Regions from separate parts of the Mus musculus genome. Here region 1 is linked to region 2. The links are chromatin loops, found by intact Hi-C in ENCODE. Cell type or tissue: heart. All regions are shown on one strand. Links, peaks and the distances in the headings refer to the core of each region. The heading gives the core; the rest is flanking DNA.

Evidence for each region. Peaks named below come from ENCODE experiments on the same cell type or tissue, not always from the same donor. Only the 100,000 strongest peaks of a DNase experiment are listed, where the experiment ranks them.
Region 1: a loop joins it to region 2, with 6 times the contacts of the local background. A loop is called at or near these places in 6 of 42 quality-filtered maps.

What each region holds. Positions count from the first base shown.
Region 1 is chr11:19,010,741-19,021,091 of GRCm38, reverse strand. It overlaps Meis1 (Meis homeobox 1), which reads left to right and starts at 2,123. Exons shown (of 12, transcript NM_010789.3): 1 at 2,123-2,871; 2 at 4,733-4,959; 3 at 6,701-6,842; 4 at 7,410-7,460; 5 at 8,232-8,282; 6 at 9,704-9,850. The coding sequence starts at 2,860. Gm16141 (a long non-coding RNA gene) reads right to left here. Exons shown (of 3, transcript XR_381070.4): 2 at 7,095-7,318; 3 at 2,762-6,546. In heart, for the core only: no CTCF peak of the experiment used is centred there; DNase peaks (open chromatin) are centred at 2,051, 4,861 and 7,161; H3K4me3 peaks cover 8,000 bases; H3K27ac peaks cover 8,000 bases.
Region 2 is chr11:18,952,422-18,962,772 of GRCm38, reverse strand. The region is part of intron 7 of Meis1 (Meis homeobox 1); the gene reads left to right. Among named protein-coding and RNA genes, the nearest start is that of Gm16141, 32 kb to the left of the region's middle. In heart, for the core only: no CTCF peak of the experiment used is centred there; DNase peaks (open chromatin) are centred at 4,232 and 4,842; H3K4me3 peaks cover 1,138 bases; H3K27ac peaks cover 3,356 bases.

The DNA.
Region 1 (10,351 bases), core at 1,666-9,665, 58 kb before region 2:
CTGCCGCTGGTGTGAACTAGCCCGGCGCTGACTCGTGCAGACTGCTAAAAGCTGTCTTAGGAGGCTCCGTTGCTCGATAGAACCTGATTCCAAATCTAGGTTCTAATGTTTACCCTGTATCCCCTGTTCCGTAGACACCCTCTCAATAGAAACTTGAATACTGGCTGAAGAATGGAAACAGGTCTGTGACTTTGAACCTAAGAGTTGGCTTCAGTACCTTTCAGAGATGCTAAACCTTTTCCAAACAATCTCCGCGTGAAGGAAGCCTCCCTAGTCTTTCTCAGAACTCTCCTCAAAACCTTCCCCGGCCCCTGGGGTGAGGGTTCGGTCCGCAGCTGGCGGTGGGATGGGGGCGGGGGCGTTGGGAGCGTAGGCTGGCTGCTTTGGGGGAGAGAGCCTTTTGGCCACCTTCAGGGCGGGAATCCGGAATGGCAGTTTGCATTCCCAGCAGATCGAAGCTCCCTGCTGATCGATTATTTGATAATTGATTTTCCCCGCAGCCAATGCGCGGCTGCCTGGGCGGGGACGCCTTCCGATTGGTGGAGCTCTCTCCACGGCTGCCTACCGAGATTTGGGTGAGCTCATTTTCCAGTCGACCGCAGGGGGAGTTTTCTGCGAGGTTTCAGCTGGGGGGTGAGGGGAATCCTCTCCGAGCCCAGCGAGCTGAGAGCCCTGCCTGGGATGTGAGGTTTCCAGCTGCTCCGAGAGCTACTGTGACTGAGCAATCTAAGCCACGAGAGCCGGGCGCAGAAACATAAAGAGTAAAATAACCCCCACTAGATAGAGTAGCTGAAGAGTGAGAATAAAAAGACTCAAAAAACAATTTTAAGTCCAGGGTGTGGTATTTCAAGAGAGAAAGTTAAAAACCACTGGCTGGTTGGAGACTTTAAGTTGTGGGCAGGGTCAGCTTTTGTCTGAAATCTCAGCTTCCGAAGTGGATTTCTTTTTCTCTGGAACTGGGAGCTTTCACGGGGCTGGGTTCGGAGATAGACAAATTGAGAGATGGAGGTCTGGGAGGCCGGCTCCGGGCGTCGCCGCTGAAAGAGCTGGGGGTGGGGGGTGGGAGGGAGCGCAGCGTCTCCAGGCCCGAGCAAGGCCGAGGCTGGAGCCCCTCGGCGTCGCCCAGACAAAGGCAGCCCCAGCCGCAGCGCAGCGGAGCTCTGCAGCTTCGCCGCGCCCCGGGCGCACGGCTAAACTTGCCGGTAGCGCAATCGAGAAAGAGCCTCGGGTCCCGGGGCTCCCAGGCCCCGGCCGCCCGCAAGGTCTGGCTGCTTGGTGCCCGCGTTGAGTTTCGTTCTCCAGCGGTCATAAATAGCTCGGTGTTTGTAAACAAGCGCTGGGGGCACATTCCCGGCGCTCGGCTCATTGTTCCCTCCCTTCCTCCCTCACTTCGCGCGGCGGCTGGGGCTGAGGGCTGCAAGAGAGGAGGTGGGGACGTCCGGACTCAAAGTGACAAAATGCAAGCATTTCCTTTCCTCCGGCCCTACGTCCACTTCTGACAGCGGGGGGAGAAAAAAAAATAAAGAAAGAAAGAAAAAACCCAAACCAAAAGAAAAAAAAGAAAAGAAAAGAAAACCTCTAAGCTGAGTCTGCAGAACGCCCGGGCGACCGCTACCCCACGTTCTCAGGACTCTCGAGCGGAACCTTTTCCAGTCCAGTTCCAGCTCCTCTTCTTGCTCTGGCTTTGACTTTTCTCCTCCGGGAGTCTAGCAGAGAATCCAGTACTTTTGGCATCACCCCCACCCCGAAAAATACTGGCAGACCCCAATAATTTCGAGGAAAGTCTTGAAGTCTTTCATGAGCGGAGCCCTGAGCGAATTAACTCCGGCATCTGCCTGCCCTACGTTTATTCCCGATTTATTTCAAGCGTCCGCTTTGGGAAGAGAGGCTGGAAGGGGACGTAAAGCCGGCGGGTTGGGAGCTGCAGCCTGTATTTGTGTGCATGTGCCCTGGGTGTGTGGTGTTAGTGCCTGGGCGTGCGAATTTGTGGAGTGTCTTTCTGCCTCTCCAGTGCGGCCAGAGCTCGCTTCGCGCACCCACCCCTGCCGAGGAGCCTACTTGCTGCAGCCCAATGCATTGTGTAAGACGCGACCTGTTATGGCCACCACTACTTCCGGGTTCTAGCATTCTGGTCGGAATCCACCTCTCCGCCTGTGCAACACACACTTTACACACGCACGGCGACTGCAAGCGGGCAGCATCGATCGTGGCTCCTTTAAGACAAACTCAGACAGACATTTTTTTAACCCTCCTCTCTAATCTCCCTTCAGTGCAGCAGTTGCAAAGAGGGAGAGAGAAAGAGAAAGAGAGCGAGAGAAGAGAGAAACTGATTAGGAATTAGGACTGATTCAAGGAAAGCGGGCGCTAGGGCTTTGTGCATTTGAATATTAACATTTGAGGTGTTCTGACCAGAAGAAGACAGAACGGACGATCATTCATTCACCACGTTGACAACCTCGCCTGTGATTGACAGCTGGAGTGGCAGAAAGCCATGAGATTTGGTAGTTGGGTCTGAGGGGCGCTCTTTTTTTTTTTTCTTTTTCTTTTCTTTTCTTTCTTTTTTTTTAAACTGATTTTTTTGGGGGGGAGAGAAGATCTGCTTTTTTTTTCCCCTCCCACTGCTGTCTTGGTGGAACCAGAGCGCTTTTATGCTCAGCGACGCGGGCGCCTTGCTTCAGGTCCGGTAGACCGAAGATCTGGGACCAGTAATTCACACTGCTGGAGACGCAAAGGGATTTTTTTTTGTTATTGTTGTGCTTTATTTTTTTTTCCGGGGGAGTTTGCATATTTGTTTCTTTTCACACTGGCCTTAAAGAGGATATATTAGAAGTTGAAGTAGGAAGGGAGCCAGAGAGGCCGATGGCGCAAAGGGTACGTATTAAAAGCAATTGTGGAAGTCAAATGTGAGATTAAATTGAAACGTGGCTGAAAGACACTGCTACTAAGTTTCCTCTTTTCTTTCTCTCTTTTTGAATGAGGATCCTAAAGCCGCGGCCTAAATCGACAGTTTTACTTAATGCGTTTGCAGCCTTATGCATGTTTCTTGTGGTTAATTCAAGTGATCAAGTTGTCTATAGATTCCTAGCCAACAGCTATATAAATAAAAATACAAGCTCAAGGAATCACCTGTTTTAAAAGATAAAAAAGACAAGGGGGAAGATGCTTCATATCCAGTGCTGTAATTTAAGCATTTAGGGACCAAAAGTTTAAAGCTATGTTTAATGAAAATGAACAGCTGAGAACTTTTGCCTCATTATCGATTATATTCATCTTCAGTATCAGTAGAAATGGGGAGCATTTTCCGCTAAGTAATGTCCTGGTGCAGTGAATTTTTGGTTGGAAAAACATTCCTTTTATAAAAGTAATTTTAATTTGCATGGGATTTTATGCAAGATAATAAGTTTGTAGATTTTTTCCTTAGCTAAGTTCTGTACTAGTTAGATACTAAATACAGAGCTCTCACTTTTAAAATGCAATACTAATTTCCCCAATATTCCTATTTGAATGAAAATGCCTTGAAAGTAAACTGAGACAATGATGCCCCCGCAGAGGTGGCTTCTTAAAAGAAAGGGGTCTACAAAAAGGCTGCCTTGCATAATTTGTGTCTTGGCCCTCAAAGCCCCTTTTGGAAAAGAAAGTTACTAGAGGACACATTTTTCTTTATTCTCTTGGTTCAGACAAATGTCAGCCTTCTTCCAAACTCTTCCCACCTCTGGCTTTAAGAGGTTGAAAGTGGCAATTCCCCTCTCTTTGGAAATCATTTCCCTCTCAAGATTTCCAAATCTTAGAAAAGTAACTTGCTTGAAATAAAACAATCAGAAAAATCCAAATAGCTGAATTTATCACAGACAGTAATGGCAATCAATTTGAAAGCAGCCCCCCCCCCACACACACACCAGAGATTTGCATGTGTATTTTGCTTTTGAATCTGCTTAGAAACTAACACATAGCAATTGCTTCCTTGACTTCAACTCTAGGGAGAAAGTTTGTGAAGGTTAAAAAAAAACAAAACAAAGTAGAGTATTAGTTGCTTCCTTTATAGCTTTCTTTAAGCTTGGAAACAGCGTTGTCCATGTGTATGTTCAGCTGTAAAAGGCAACACAAGCTGCCTTGTGCACACTGCGGGATAACATATATGGGGGGCAGTTCGTTTTTGTATAATTTAGCAGTTTGGAAAAGCAAGGCAAACATAGTGTCTTACAGGACTGCCCAATTCCATGCTGGCAGGGAAGTAAAATAAGAAGCCTTTCAGAATTCACTGCTTGGCACAACTATTCCCATCATAACTTTTAAAAAATACCCCACCCCCCAAGTGAAGGCTGTGTGAAGCAAGGCGGGTCTGCTACACTGTTCCGGCACGTTTTATTGTTGTGATTTTCGGTTTCCACCTCCAGAAACATGCATGTTTTACCTTCCGCCTCCGGGAGAATGCCTCTCTGCCTTTCCTTTTCCTTCCTCCCTCCCTTCCTTGCCAAAAGATTTTGGATTTCTGAATTGGTCTATATGGACACAAGTTAGGACAGGAACCTTCATCTCAGATGACTCTCACTGAGAATTCTGGAGCTCTTACTGTTAAAATTAATTTTTACAACAGAACGCTCAACTTTAGAGATGTAAGGCCAGGGAATTCGGGTTGAAGGATCCTGTTGTACTGATCTAAGCTCGGTGCCCTAACGTTCCCGGTTACCCGCCTGGCCTCTGACCCTTTTTTTCTCTCCTGTTTGTCATGCAGTACGACGACCTACCCCATTATGGGGGTATGGATGGAGTAGGCATCCCCTCCACGATGTATGGGGACCCGCATGCAGCCAGGTCCATGCAACCGGTCCACCACCTGAACCACGGGCCTCCTCTGCACTCGCATCAGTACCCGCACACAGCTCACACCAACGCCATGGCCCCCAGCATGGGTTCCTCGGTCAATGACGCTTTAAAGAGAGATAAAGATGCCATTTATGGGTAGGTATAATGGGCAGGAGTTAAGGAGTGAGGCGCGATGCTTCCCCCATTTCCCAAGCCCTTGCAACCGGAAAGTCAGAGCACTCTAGATTAGAGGTACAATTCACAGTGCGTGGAAACTGGTTTGGGGTATAGCGGGGGAGCCTCCTCCCGATTCAGCGCCCGGCTTGGCCGCCACGTTGGTCGCAAAGGAGTCCCAGTGCTGGAGTGGCCGTCTAAAGATTCCGAATCCCCTCTCAGACTCGAGTCAGCAAATCTGAGATCTTGCTCGCTAGACTTAGCTCGAGCGTTGGGGAGTTTCTAAGGGTAGGCGCCTTAGTTTAGGGAAAATCTTTTAAGCCATTGATTGTTCTGACTTGCGGAGTTTACTCAGCCACCGCATGCCGGTTCTGCCGGTGCACAATAAAGTCAGAGGGACAGCTGCAGGTCAGACAAGGGGAACATGTCTTGCTTTAAGAAGTTTGTTCAACTGAAGTCAAGGAGAGGGGCCGCTCTGAATTGACACAGACATTTAGAAACTTCTGGGTGTTTTGTCAATCTGTGTTCAAAGGCAAACCTGCAGGATTTAACAAGAAATGTTTGTGGGATGCTCTTCCGGGGGCTCTCTGGCCAGGGCTTACTGTGTTCCGTCGGCCATTCTATTAGAGCTTCCACTAGAAAAGCCTTTTGAAAGTTACTTGTGCTTCTCTGTGTGCTGACGATTTGAGGGGGAAACTCCCCCCACTTTTATTTTTAAACTTTGTAATAACTTTTATTACACTTTTCTCTTTAAAAAATACGTAATGCGGAGCTTTCTGGTTAGGGGGGAAATCTTTGTGCTTTATTTTCTAGTCCCTTGCGCGGTGGGCTTGCTTAAAACCTAGCCTTCTCTCTGCAAATGGTTTAAACTCCATTTGAGGAAGCTTTGAAAAGGACCCCAAACTGTTAAATTCCCAGCTGGGCTGTGAGAGCTAATAAAAAAGGCTCGAGACTCCTGGAGCATTAAAAGTCTTTTTTTTTTTTTTTTTTTTAAATGGGCTGAGACGAGCGACATCTAGGCCTTTTAGATGCCAGTCGCTTTACCACTCCAGGCGAGATGGAAGGCTTGAATGTAGAATCATTTGAAGGAACTTTCCTTGGGGGATTATGGGGAGCGTCTGCGAAGGGAGGGCACTGCCGGGGAACCGGGAAAGACCTCTTGCTACTGGAGGGCTGTGCGGCCAGGGTCCGTAGGTGCAGCCCTGTGACAGTCCGTTCTATATCCACAGAGGCCCTTTCCTCAAGTTTGCTGCGCCCCTGCCACCAAGATCCCCTTAGCCTGGGATTTTGGGCCGAGCCTCCGAGGAAGGTAGAGAGGCTGGTCCTCTCCCACCCCGTGTCCCCTGCGCCTTCCCCGGGCACCCGGTCTTGCCTGTGCGGCGGAGGGACGAGGGTTTGTCGCGGTGCGAAACTTAATTCAAAATGGCTGCTGGAACCGCTTGGGTTTTATTCGTAGCAAATGTTGCCAATTTCTTCGGCCAGATATGCTGAACCATTCCACAGACACGGTCCAGGGCTCTGGGCCTCTGAGTTCAGAGACCCAGGAGTAAGGGGGAGGTGAGCCGTCACCTGGGCGGAGGGTGAGAAAAAGGGCAAAAGCTGATCAGATCACCCAAGGGTCTCTCGGCCTCGAGCTACTCGGGTTGTTTCTCTTGGGCGCCTTTTTTTTCGGTGACTCTGGACTAATCATTGTGTTGTTTGTGACTGTTGTATTTTCTTGCAGACACCCCCTCTTCCCTCTCTTAGCACTGATTTTTGAGAAATGTGAATTAGCTACTTGTACCCCCCGCGAGCCGGGGGTGGCGGGCGGGGACGTCTGCTCGTCAGAGTCATTCAATGAAGATATAGCGGTGTTCGCCAAACAGGTCAGCAAAACAAATATTAAAAAAAAAAGAGTAAAAAGAAACAAAAATAATTCTGTCCGGGTTCCCTGCGCGCACACATGCACACACATAGAAACACACACAGAGAGATAGAGAAGTAGATGTTTAGAGAGAGCAATTTCTCAAAGGTAGCCAAAAGTAGTCTCCCTTAACCCACGCGTGTTACTGCCTCCCTAAGATTTGCTTCCAGTGAATGTGTTTGCCAGACCATCACCCATCTTCCCACCCACTCACCGTCCACAAGTTGAGGTCAGAAGCTCACTCGGGAAAGAAATCACGAACACCACGCTATGTGGCTGTTTTGGAGTGGCAGGCGGGCAGCGTTCCGCGTAAGTGGAGCTCTAGCTGACCGGAGAGAGCGCTCTGGGCTGGTCTCAGGCCTACTGGGTTCACACTGAAGTGTTTCCGTGAGGGACGAACTTGAGCCAAGAGTCCCTCCTGGAGGTTCCATCCTATCCCTAACAGTGTAAAGGAGGCAGGACAGTAGGAAAATGAACAGATTTCATTTTGTTTCATTTTTTTCTTTCCCCTCTCCTCACTTGTATTTAGATTCGCGCAGAAAAACCTCTATTCTCTTCTAATCCAGAACTGGATAACTTGGTAAGAGTGACCCCTCACTCCCCTCCCTATCTGTCCACCCCACTTCTATCCCCCATCCCTGAGCTTTCCAGACTGGTCTGTCTGTAGCTGCAAGTCGACTGCAAACGTTTTCTGTCCACAGACAAGTGTTTGGGGACTGGATCCCGGGGTATAAACTCATCTGAGAGAGCCCAGGAGCAGCGGCTGGGGAACGCCAGCTTTTGTTTTTTATGATGGTCAGGCTGCACAGCTCTAATCAGCCTGGGGATTTATCTTCTAGCCTGTCAGCGTGTGTGCTTAAACCTTGGGACTTCCAGCCTTATTGAGCCTCGTTCACTAGGGCCATGACGAGGGCCGAGCCCCCAGACAACCAATTGGCATCAAAGGTGTATGGACAGAAGGCAGAAAGAATTTTGCAAAGTACAAACCCACTGTTGGGGGAAAGTAGAGAAAACTTTCACATAACTTCATCACAGGAAAAGTGTAACCCAGACAGTGGCCCTTTGGGGTTGGGGTGGGGACTTTAAGACTGGGGAGGAGGGAGCCATGGGGGAGGAGAGTGTTTATGATCCCCACTTAGATGTTTTGTTGTTGGTTTAGCCATTTTTTCTCCTTAAGAAATATAAACCTCTAGATGGTACCCAGTTGCTGCTATTAAGTTTTAGTGTTATTGCCATAAATCAAAATAACTCTATTTATGGGGGGAAGGGTTGAGTTGGAGATGCTAGAGCTGTGACAGCCAATTTTCTGCAAACCAGGAATGGAGTATTTATTCTTGCTGTATCTTTGCAGATGATTCAAGCCATACAAGTGTTAAGGTTTCATCTGTTGGAATTAGAGAAGGTAAATTCCTGATTTCCCTTCCCTACCCTTTTATCCCAGCACACAGAAGGGAGGCTTCAGAGGGACTGAAGTTTAGGCTTCCAAGAGATTTGCATAAATGTCTTGCTTTCTGGTAATTAGTGTCAAGGCCAATCTTAGCGTCCATTTCTCTTTGCAGTTTAATTACAATTTCAGCCACTAAAACCAGGATCACAGACACCTTAGCCTCATGTACCTTGCTGGCTTTGTGCATCAGCTGCACTGCTAGGCACTCCAAGCATGTTTAGAATGGCGGAGTGAATTTTTTTTTACAAGTTAATGCCTCCCTCACTCTCTCTCCCTCCCTCCCTTCTCTCTCTCTCCCTCTCTCTCTCTCTCTCTCTCTCTCTCTCTCTCTCTCTCTCTCTTTGTGTGTGTGTGTGTGTGTGTGTGTTTACTCCTCTTCTTTGCTATCTAGGGGAGGGAAAGGTTGTTTTCCTTTAGTGAGTTTCTAGAAGATGGTTTGAGATCAGGGGCAGGTCAAACTCAGAAGGGACTGAGGGAAGGGATAAGTGGGCAATGAGCCCTAGGGAGGAGCGCACAGTTAGACCTTGCCCAGAGACAAAGCCGGTTGATGGTTGGGTCAAGTTCTCTGAATCTGTGATCCAGCACACACCTCACCTTCACATTCAAGAGAGGGTGCAGGGTAACATGATTTTGCTAGCTGTTCTATAAATCTCAGCAATAAAAACTTAATGCATTGTAATTCAAACTAACATTAAATTGCAAGCACACCAGGGTTTCTTGTGAGTTTTTGCATGTTAGGGATGCCTGGGGCCTGTAAGAGTCAGCTGCACTTAGACTGAAGTATTTTGAGTAATTCTTCTGTTTCTTCTTCCTTTTTTTTTTTTTTTATCAATTTGAAAAGTTTTGTGGCTATATCTTTTTCTTTTCTTTTTTTCATATAATGTGCAGAGGCAACTTGATTTGAGATGTAGGGCATGTATCTTATATCACCACAGTGCAGACTGTAATATGTGTGTGTGTGTGTGTGTGTGTGTGTGTGTGTGTGTGTGTGTGTGACACACTTTCCTTAGAAACTTTGGGGAACACTTTATGGTAAACTAAGTGTATGAAATTACATAGTTTACCTTAAGTGTCCCCACGCAGGTCACCTGTGTCCTGGCCAGAGCCTCAGGAGCAGATGAATTTAACATGGGTGTTGAATATGTTGTCGCCTGTGAATCAATCCTGTCACTGTCAATTTTCTGGGATATCTCTATTTTGCAAGAAAAGAAAGTTATTCCTAATTCTGAATGCGTCTGGGGGTCTCCCGAGGACAATTGCCCTGTGTGTCCCCTATTTGGAAGTTTGGCTCTCACAAGGGGGTGGACTGCACTTGTCAATGTCGTTTATGCTCTCCTGATTATATTTCCATTTTTTTTATTTCTGTCATAATGTAGGTACACGAATTATGTGACAATTTCTGCCACCGGTATATTAGCTGTTTGAAAGGGAAAATGCCTATCGATTTGGTGATAGATGATAGAGAAGGAGGATCAAAATCAGACAGTGAAGATGTAACAAGATCAGCAAATCTAACTGACCAGGTATGCGACTTTCAATTTCAACATCCCTAAGGAAAAAAAAAATCTGTATGCATATTGCTTGCTGGGTCACCACCACCTCCTTTATTATTTGCATATGATTAAGTCCCTTTTAGATACATTTCCATCAAAATGAAAATTTTTGAATAATGTGGCTATTATTGCTTCATTAAGGCTGGCTCTAGGATTCGACCTGGAGAGATGAGCTTGTAAAAGCTTCGCCTGCAAACTTGACCTGTTTCTTGTCGCTTTTAATTTTTGTCTTTATTTTATTTACCCTCCATAATAATGGGAGTGTTAACTGCCAGTGACCACCTCTGATTGTAGGTCTTTGTTCATGGGCACCCCCCCCCCATCTTGAAGAAAAGAAAAGTGTAAGGTCTGTTTATTTCTTATTTTATTAGGAATAAATCCAAGATAGGTGGTCTAAGGCAGACAGTGAGGGTTTGAAATCTAGCAAACGCTGGCTATTTTCTCGCTGTCTACACGGTTCATTAGCCTGTC
Region 2 (10,351 bases), core at 1,518-9,517:
ATAAACAATATTGTTTATGCTGTTTCCATTTTCCTAACCCTCTGTTTGTGCAGGCCCTAAAACAAGGGGATCTGTTTTGAATTTAAAAAAAAAATTAGTGTATGTTTTCAGAACCAATCTATCAAGTTAGGCCAAGGAATGCCATCAGAATCATGGTTAAGAGTTACCAAATTCTGGCTTTCAAAACTTACTTGACAGCCATTTAAACTGCTGGGTTGATAATCACAGGGTGTTTGGAACTTAGTATATCCCTTTTAATGCCATGATGGAAGTGGTTCACGTGGGTCTGATTCTCCTGTGCATTGCCTGATATGCCAAAGGCCACACCACCAGAGCCACAGTTTTCAAAGGAATTTCCATACTGCTAAGATGTGGACGGCATTGTGTAAGTGGAGTTTACTGAGGATATTTGATTTTACAAATCTTTCATAAATTGCTAGATGTACAGTGAATTAAGTATGAAAGGGGAAAAGCTGATTAAAACACAAAAGCAATGAGAATGTATGTGTGTGTGTGTGTGTGTGTGTGTGTGTGTGTGTGTGTGTGTGTGTGTGTGTTAATGTGTGTGAGGGAGAAAGGTCAAGAAGAAGGTGGCTCCAGGGGCACTCTAGTGTGCACATGTGAGGAAGGCATTGAACAGTCTTTGTCCCATTAAAGCAGAGGAGACAGCCAGCTTGTCATGAAGTCCCTAACACTTTCAGTCTGTCTAACTGGCTCAGCCTGTGCAGACAGCCACATGTGTTCTGTAGGTATCAGAGAACGACACATGCCTGCAGGTGGCTTGAGCACGGGAGCACAGGAAGCAGGCCTCCTTGGTAGGTTTCTCAGCTACCCAGCATCAACTGGGGTTGGATGCTGAGGCCTCAGTCCCTAGTCCAGCTTGGTTTCCCGAGTTCCATGCAGCACACAGGTTGATGATTCATTAGGTGGCATTTTACTATCCTGCCCTGGAAAGCTGTCTCTTGGACAACTAAGCTACTAGACTGCTCCCACTCCTGCATGCAAGTCCTCAGCTGGTTCATTCAAGCACTCTCCACATGTTCCTGGAGATGCCTGGAACCCGGCCACTGAGAGTATCTTGGGAGACTGTAGATCTCATTTTGCTGTTACCGTGTTGCATGTAGGTGCTAGTGAAGTGTGACTAAAAGCTTGCCTCATTGCCTGAATTAGAATTGCATCTTAGTTGTACTGCTGAGTACACTGAGAGTCTCTTGCTACAACTTGACCCATGCCCATGCCCACAGACCACCCCCCCCATCTTCATAAAGTAGAATCAGAGGAAGTCAATACTGTGCCAGGTGGTCTTTAAACTTCGGGGTGCATTGAGGCCCTTGCAAGCAATGGCTGATGTAGCAGATGCACACATCAGTATATGACCCATGAAATGCAGACTAAGTTCTATAAGTCCAGTGGCCCTGCAAGAGCAGCTGCTATCCTTTAACACTCTGATGCAGTCAGGATTGTTGGAAAGACTGATATTTCCTTTTCCATTATCTAATCTTGAAGGCATAAATGAAGACGGAGTTTGCCACTCAAGCCTCCGCTCTTCTGTAGAACTCTTCCAGCGACGGGATTAACATCTGGACAGTTCTGTTCCACATTCTCACCCTCTAGCTTAGGGTCTTGTTGGCTTCCAAGCTGTGATGTTTGCATCTTGTTTTCTAGTTATGGGTTAGACCTCAAGTCACCATAAGGACTGGGCAATTCCCATCTTGTTGCTCTTCCTGTGGTGGTTTTCTTAGAAACAATTCCTCTTTCATATCTATCTTCAAAAGATGATGTTGATTTTTCTCTCACCACCATCTCAACATCAATAATAAAGTAAAGCAAGGGGCTATAATGACCTTTCATGGATCCTCTGGAGTCGTTTAAACAAATACCCTTGGTTGTGTTATTTCTGCCATTACAAATAAACAGGAACAAAATATTTATGACTGAATATAGCTTTGCTGCCTTACTGTCTGCCGTCATCATTCTCCCTAATACAGCTGATAATTCACAGAGCAGCTAAAATTACCAGTATTCTTCATTAAATGTAAAAATGATCATCTTAACTTTGAGTGGACCATGCCATACTAAGTCAGGCAGAGAGAGAGAGAGAGAGAGAGAGAGAGGGAGAGAGAGAGAGAGAGAGACAGAGTGAGTTAGTTTAGCAGTTCCTGGAAAGCACATTATCTTCAGCACGTGTAGGTGATGATGCCATGGGCTGCATGAAATACAGGTTTAACCAGGCGAGCGGCATACATTGGTGGTGAAAACAAATGGCAGACTGTAAGAAGTGCTCTCAAGAGTTCTTCTGCTCTTAGTCAGCTGAGTCAACCAAGCGATTCACTATTTCCTATGTGCAAACGAGGACTAAAGCAAGCTCCTGGAATATATGACAAAATTCTTGCTAACTTTTCTGATAATGAGCTCTGATTTTCATATATATATATATATATATATATATATATATATATATACATACACACATATATATATATATACATCCATCAATATGAATATATATGGCATATATATATACATGCATACATATGTGTATGTGTGTGTGTATGTGACAAATGGAACAAATGGGAGGTAAGAAATTGTAAGTCTTTTCTGTAGAGAAAAAAGTCTTTAGAAGGCAGTGGCCCTTTCCCCTGGCCCCCATCGCCTGCAAACAACTTTAAATAATCTAAGAAAACTCTAAATAGGTTTGATTTCCATTTGCCGTTCTTTCAACCAGCACTGATTACTTGCCAGTGTCACGTCATGAGGTATAGAGTGGGTGTGGTTGCACATAAACAGACCACGGATAGAGTGTAATATCAGCACATGGAAATGAACACTGGAAGTGTGTGCAAGGCAAGGGACACTTTACAGCATGACATATATTGCCGAGTTTCCACGATCTTACTGTTGCTGGCTCTCACACCAGTATTTCAAATGAGCTAGTCCCTTCTCACTAGCAACTTTTTTACAGACCAAGGAAGAGAGTCTTGGCAGAATTGAGGCACTTCAGAAAGATGTTGTAGGAAGTAGTAGCAGGCACATGACTTCAGTCCCAGCTGTGGCCTGGAGTTTAGACAAAATTCATGTACTTGGAGAAGTGAGAGCATTGTAAGGATGAGCATCAGGGGCCCAATGTGGTGACATCACTCTTTGACTGCTTGGGAATTTGCCCTTGATTCATTGCCCACTTCCAGAAAGCGTGACCTGGAACCACCATCCCACAGCCCAACTGTCTGCTACCACAGAATATCCACAATCCTTTTCTAAACATAATACATTATTATTTTAATAATAACAAGCAAGTACAGAAGAGAGGCCTTGAGTATGGCCTCTTTGAACAGCTTCATAATTTCATTTGAAACAGGAAGTTCACAAGAATGGGAAAAGTGGTCAGTGGGTAAAGCAGTGACCTGCATTGGATCCCCAGAATACACATAAAGGTAGACTGAAAAAGCTGACGCCACAAAGCTGTCCTCTGATCCTCACATGCAACCTGTGGCAAAGGTAACTGCCCACTCTTGACATCGCATACACCTATAATAATTTCAATTTTAATATGAGAGCAATCTCATTTTATCCTTTGAAAGTGTTTACACTCCTCTGGCTTTCCCTTCTCTTCTTACTGCATGATCCTTAAAAATTGGATATTTTTAAATCAGCTCATACTAGGGTCTTTCAGCTTTAAAAGAAACATAGCCAGCTCTGGGCCAGCAGAAACCCACTATCCAACTTGCCAGTAACTTTCTGGGATCAGGCAACTCTTCCTTCATTGCCTGCATCACACAAGAGGAGAGTTGAGGCAGCTGGTTGCAGAGATGCTGAACTTATAGGGCCTTTCTTCTCCTGCTTCTGAAAGAAAGAATTATTTGGATGAGAGTGAGGACCAAAGAGGATGGCTATATTTCCCACTCCTACCTTTGGTACCCAGTATGGAAATAATTCTCTCAGAGACTACCTTGATTGGGACAGACTTGGCACAATTTACCAGTTTTAGGTTTCAGGTGAGAAGAAGGTAGGAGATGGTGAGGATTTACAGGGACTTACTAGAACCCCAGCACCACAGAGCAGAAACACCCCCATATTAAGAGGAATGCAGCCTTGGAGTGCTTAACCTGGATATAGAACTTGGCCTCTGTACAGACAGCTGGGTGGTCCAAGACAGAGTGTCCAAAGGGTTTAGCAAGTTTGGGCCTGGCATTTTGGCATACCCCATCTGTTAGGTGGGGCCAGAAGCAAGGAATTCTAGGCCACAGGCCAACTCAGAAGTCAGACAGGCCTGGGGTTGGCATTATAAGGTCTGTTTGTGAGGACATGGCCATTGCTCACTCAGTCCTGCTGAAAGGGGGCTAGGGCAGCGGCCAGGAACAGACCTTTTCTCAGCTGAGGTAGTGTTCGGGCCACAGGTAGGTCCCTAATTGGGATTGAAGCTGAGCTTTCTGTACCTTCTTGCTCCAGATAGATTTCAGTTGGTGTCCTTTGACATCACTGCTGAAAGCCTCCTGTCACCTTCACAGCTTTGGGCTGTGCATGAACATAGTTTCCATGGGGACCACCACTGTCTCTTGGTGTGGGACACACATGTGCTTCTGCTCTAGGCTGGTGTTTCAAGAGTTAGCCAGCTAGCTTGTTTGTGTTTCTGTATTCCTTTGTCCAGGGGCAGGGAGATGTGTCCTCTTGTGACACAAAAATATTGAGAAAAACTAAAACAAAACAGAAAACCCCTAAGTTTCCTTTCACCTTCCCTTCTGCCCCTATTTCCCTTTTCTCGTGCTCACCAGCCTGCCCTGTCTGCGCGGTGAGAGCTTCCAATACCAAAGAGCCAGAGCGCCTCGGGTGAGGAAATACAGCTGCTGCTTTTCTCATCAGCGCATGCTCAGATTTCTGGTGTAGAGAGATCCTTGACGATGCTCGAGAATAGGGCCGGAAAGTTCAGGCACAGACTCATGATTATTTCAACAGTGGCTTCTCCGGGGTCCCTAGTCTAGCAAGAGTGCGTGCTTTAGCTGGAGAGCTTCCCTTCTCCACTTCCACCTCAAACGTGGAGGGCTTTTGTCTGTTTTTAAAATAGGACGTTCTCCTTGCCGCTCGGAGGTAAGGTGGGGCAAATTCTTCCAAGGTTTTGCATTGCAGCTTTACAAAGCCCTAAAGCTCGTAGCTTCCCATTCTTGTGAGCTTCCTGGGTTGGTGGACACTTACAATTCGACTTCTTTGTTTCAAGGCTTTCACACAGAGCCCTGCTTACTTCCTCTGACTCAGGTGTACAGATGCACCTCCCTGTGTGTCTTCCTTCTCTGCAGAGAAAATCAGATAAGACTGGGGGGGGGGGGCGGGGGGGGGGAGTTTGCAAGGCTGTGATGGCCTGTAGCAATGAATGAGGAAGGGTTGTTGACACCCTTCAAGGGTTTCTAGAGGTCAGGGAAAGGCCTGGTTTGACGTTATCTTATCTTAGGAGGTTAAAAGGGAAGGGTGGTGCTGGCATGATTAGGAGGTTAGCCCGGTGTCAGACCTGAGTTCAAATCTACAAAGGCCTGTATGCCTTATCTGTGGCCCGTTCCCAGAGTAAAACAGGACTATTCACAGAGGCTCCCTGAAGGTTTCTGGTCTCTGTACAGCCAGAGTCTGCAGTTAACGGGCTATTTCTGCCAGCTACTGAGACACTTAGTAAATCACAATGCCAGGATAACTCAATCTTGATTTTGATTTTAGTCTTTTGGTGTTGGTTTTAGGAGTGGGGGTTTTCCTCTGAAGCACAGCCTCTGACTTCACACTCAAGTGGTTCTCTTGCCTCAGCCTGAGCACAGGGACTGGAGCTATGACAGCACACGCCCGGCTTTAAGGACTTCTTTTTTTTTTAAAGGATGCTTTTTGTAGTTATTGTTTCGAATCATGAACAAATGAATTTTAACTTCTAAAATTTTCACAAGTATTATTTTATCTAAGATCAGTGCCACACCTGGTATCAGATATCAAGTGAGTGTTCTGGGACCAGTCCCTTTCAGCCTTTCTGTCAATTCTGACTACCCGGAACAACTTTTCCTACACGTCCTCCACAGGACACACCTTTCTGCTGGAGAATTTTTTTTTTTTTACATGACACAGTAGTGGAATATTTATTGCCAATAATCACATAAGACATTTATTCCAAGGGAATTCTTTGGTATACATATAATTTTACCATTTTGTTAAAGATGAAAGCAAATTTGCATAGTCATGAAATGGACAAGACTGGTGTTTGGCTCAGTGGAAGGGAGATTGCCCAGAATGTTTTGGCTGTAGGTTCAATCTCCAAGTGGATGCACTTGGTTAGTCTTACATTAAGAATGAAGTTACAGCAGGGATCAGAGTCTTCAACAGTTTTCAGAGCAGATTGATAATTCTACTTTATAACCATCAATGCTGAGAACACTGCTTTATATAGATACGTAAGATAAAGTAGCAAGAGGTTAGGGCCATTTCAGAAATGTCCCTGACCGATAGAAATTCTGTCCTAACCCCAAATGACGTTGTAGAAATCTTTATTTTTATTTTTATAGTTGTGTGTGTAGTAGGCAAGTCTGTGAAGGTCAAAAGACAACTTTGCCGAGTTGGCTCCCTCCCACCTCGTGGATTCTGAGATGAGGCTCAAGTCCGCAGGCTTGCCAGCCACTGCACTTAGCACTGAGCCATCTGGCAGGTCCTCAGTTCATCTTTTTTTTTTTTTTTAATGGAAATCAAGTTAGCAACTCAAGCAGCAGTTTTTAAAACGAAACACAATGTAATCCAGAGATAGCTAATCTGATGCATGTTGAGCATTGATGACAAGAAAAATACTGCATTTTGTTTTCCATAATTAATATTATGTTTCTAAAGGAGCAGAGCCCTTCATGTGGGCATGTGTGTACATGTATGTGCGAGCATGTTTGTGCGCATGTGCATGTGAATGAGTGTGTGCATGTGTGTGCATGTGTATGTGTGGCGAAAACTTTAGAAGTTTTAACAGCAATCTTGAGTTGCATCTGGAGTGGTTTAGGCTTCATTCTTTGTGAGTTTTCTTTTTACTAAATGTTTTTGTTGGCTGTCCAAACCAAGGCTGCAGTGAAGTTTCACGATGCAACATGGTCAAGTGCTCCCACAAGCGCCTGAGATTCATTTGACATTGAGTTTTAATAAATTTTTAATTATTTTATGTTTTTAAATGTTTTACTATAATACACACACACACACACACACACAAAACAAGTTTTAAATTCAGTCACATGATCTCATAGGGTCATGACCCACCATTTAAGAAACTATCATCCGGATGAGGATGAAAAGCCATTTTCTTATAGTGTATCTCATTTTTCTATCTTAAAGAGAATTCTGTCCATGTTAATCAAACAAACCCTCTGTTTCACAACAGGACAACTTACACATTAACCTGTCTCACGAGGGACCTAAGAGCCTGTTCTGTGTTCTCTTTTATATGTGTGTTTTCCCTTTCTGTAGTTTCTGTTATCCATACTCCAAAAAACATTAGGTGGAAAGGTCCAGAAATAAACAGTTGATAATTATTAAGCAAATTTTATTGCAATCTACTGTTTATAGTTGTTTAATTTCATGATTAGTTGTTGTTAATCCTGTCTGGTGTCTACTGTACAAGATGAGCTTTATTTTAAGGATGTGTGAAGCGGAGAGAACAGTGCGCACACACAGAGGCCTCAGGAGCTCCTGGCTTCTTGCAGCTGCTGGTTTGTTAAAGGAGCCTATGGGGATTAGGGAACCCTGAAAACTTCTCTCCCCATTATCACTGTGCCCAGCAGCTGCCTGGTTTTGTGATGGGCTGTTTAGGCAGCATGGCTACTTATTTTCCTCTGAAGCACACTTACTTAAAAAGCACACTTCAGGGTTCCTTAAGAAAAGGGGCAGGGGTGGGAGGGGGACAGGAAAAGAAAAAAAAAAAAAAAGGAAGCATGAAGTGATAAGAGAACAGAGTAGATGTTTTGGAGATTTAGCTCCTAGGAATGTGAGTGGAGAGAGATGACAAAGGCAGCAAAAAGTTTTGGAAGAAAGATTTAAACTGGTGTGCCTTGCTCAAAGAGGAAAATACAGAGGCACTCACTCAATGGGCTAAGCTTTGCCTGACAGGTAGCATAGCAAACATCTTTCAGCATTTCTCCCATGTGGCCAGCAAGCCTAAGCTTCAAATACAACTACTAGGTTTACTGCTTCCAGAGGGGTAGAAGACAGACTTGAGGCGGCACCCATCTTCCCTACTTAGCCTCACAATCGGATTTGAAAAGCTAAACTACTCTCTTTTTTTAAATTTTTTTTAATTAGGCATTTTCTTCATTTACATTTCAAATGCTATCCCAAAAGTCCCCCATATCCTCCCCGCCCCATTCCCCTACCCACCCACTCCCACTTTTTGGCCCTGGCGTTCCCCTGTACTGAGGCATATAAAGTTTGCAAGACCAAGGGGCCTCTCTTCCCAGTGATGGCCGACTAGGCCATCTTCTGCTACATATGCAGCTAGAGACACGAGCTCCGGGGTACTGGTTAGTTCATATTGTTGTTCCATCTATAGTGTTGCTAAACTACTCTCTTATGATACCCGCAAAGTAAGAGTAAGGCAGGGTACCAGGCATGAAGCCACAAGGGCTTTAATAGAGATGACATTGAAGCTGCTTTCTTCCACAAGTGACTCAGTTAACCTCTGGGATGCTCTGACTCAGAATCAGTTGGTGCAGGAATGCTCTTCCTTACACCAAGTGGCCAAACCAGTTCTCATGTTTCTCTTGAGGGAGATACACACATGTACCCTACACGTTTCTGGCTCTATTCGTCCAGACGGGAAGATTCTTCTTAATAGACTCATACCCATGGACAGGCGGTACAGTAGTTATGGGCCTGAGGGTAACATAAGGAATGCACTGAATCCATGTCTACAGCTAATGAAATCGAAGATACCTACTCAAACAAGAAAGTTGGAGTGTCTGGTTTTCTGTAAAAGCTCCTTTTATCTTTACTGTGTCCACTAAAGTTGCCAGTGTGCACAGTGTGCTTGTTCTGAAAGGCAAGCACTTGTACCTAATTAACTGAGTCACTAGTGTGAGTGCCACTACAAGTCCACAAAAGAGCTAGAGCCTCCCAAAGAAAACAAGCTCAGGCACTGTGATAAATGCCCACTCGGCTCAGGCACCGTGATAGATGCACACTCGGCTCAGGCACTGTGATAGATGCACACTCGGCTCAGGCACCTTGATAGATGCACACTCGGCTCAGGCACTGTGATAGATGTACAGTCGGAATTCGCTGCTTCCAAAACGGTGGAATTTTTTAGGTGGTTTTACAAGAAGAGAGTCATAAGGCTTTTATCGTTCATTTAACCTTCTTCTCAGCCATTTCTTCTTCCTCAATTATATTTAATGTATTTAGTATTTCCTAATTCTTCTTTAAATACCAGCCGCTTCATTTTTCAGAGCTTTGTCCCAATTGACTCTAAAATAATGTAACTGGACAGAGTGGAGTCTCTTCCCTCCCTGTCCATCCTGAGCCTCTTGCTCTGGGATCTGTGTGTGTGTGTGTGTGTGTGTGTGTGTGATTCCTGTGCTTTTATTCTTTGGGTTCCATCTTTAGACAGCTGTGGTCCTATTTGCCCACTGCTAACATCTTCCCTTATACCTTCTGACCACTAAGAACAGAATGAAAAGCATCCAGGGGTGCCTTGAGGGTGGATGTCCAGGAAGCTAAGGTGTCAGAGGATGGAGTTGCAACACATTACCATGCTATGTAGGGAAGAGAGAGTACCCTGAGAAAAGCTCCTACAGAATACAGACCTGCCACCTGACTTCTCCATGTCACTCAAGAACGATGTGGCCCACATGCACTTTTTAAAATGTTATAACTTCTAGAGATGTTTTTGGTGAAAATGTTTTAAGACTGTAATACATTCTGTCACTTATGAATATAACAAGTATTTTAATATGATTTGAAGCCAGTAGACACATGAGTTATAGTCCTGTGGTGTGAGTTTCTTTTTATGAAGCCCCTGCAGCATTTAGAGGGCTATTTGTCACTATGCTGACATTCCCCCATGTTACTGCTTCTTTAGTTCTTACACTTTTGACTTGTTATCAGGTTATACTTTCACAAAGCTTTCAGCCTGCAAACTGTGAGGCAGGGACCTAGAGTTGGAGGAGCAAGCCTTTAAGATGCCTCTCTGCAGCGAGCATAGCTCCCCTGGTTCTGTTCTAACGTAGTCCTTCACAGACTTACTTGTGTGGAAATCACTAGTGCTGGGCTCCGGCTCATCCTCTACAGCTGTGTAAGGAATGGGGGGTTGGAAAACAAAACAAAACAAACAATAAACAAAACCCATTCTCTTGTCATTTTCTAGGCA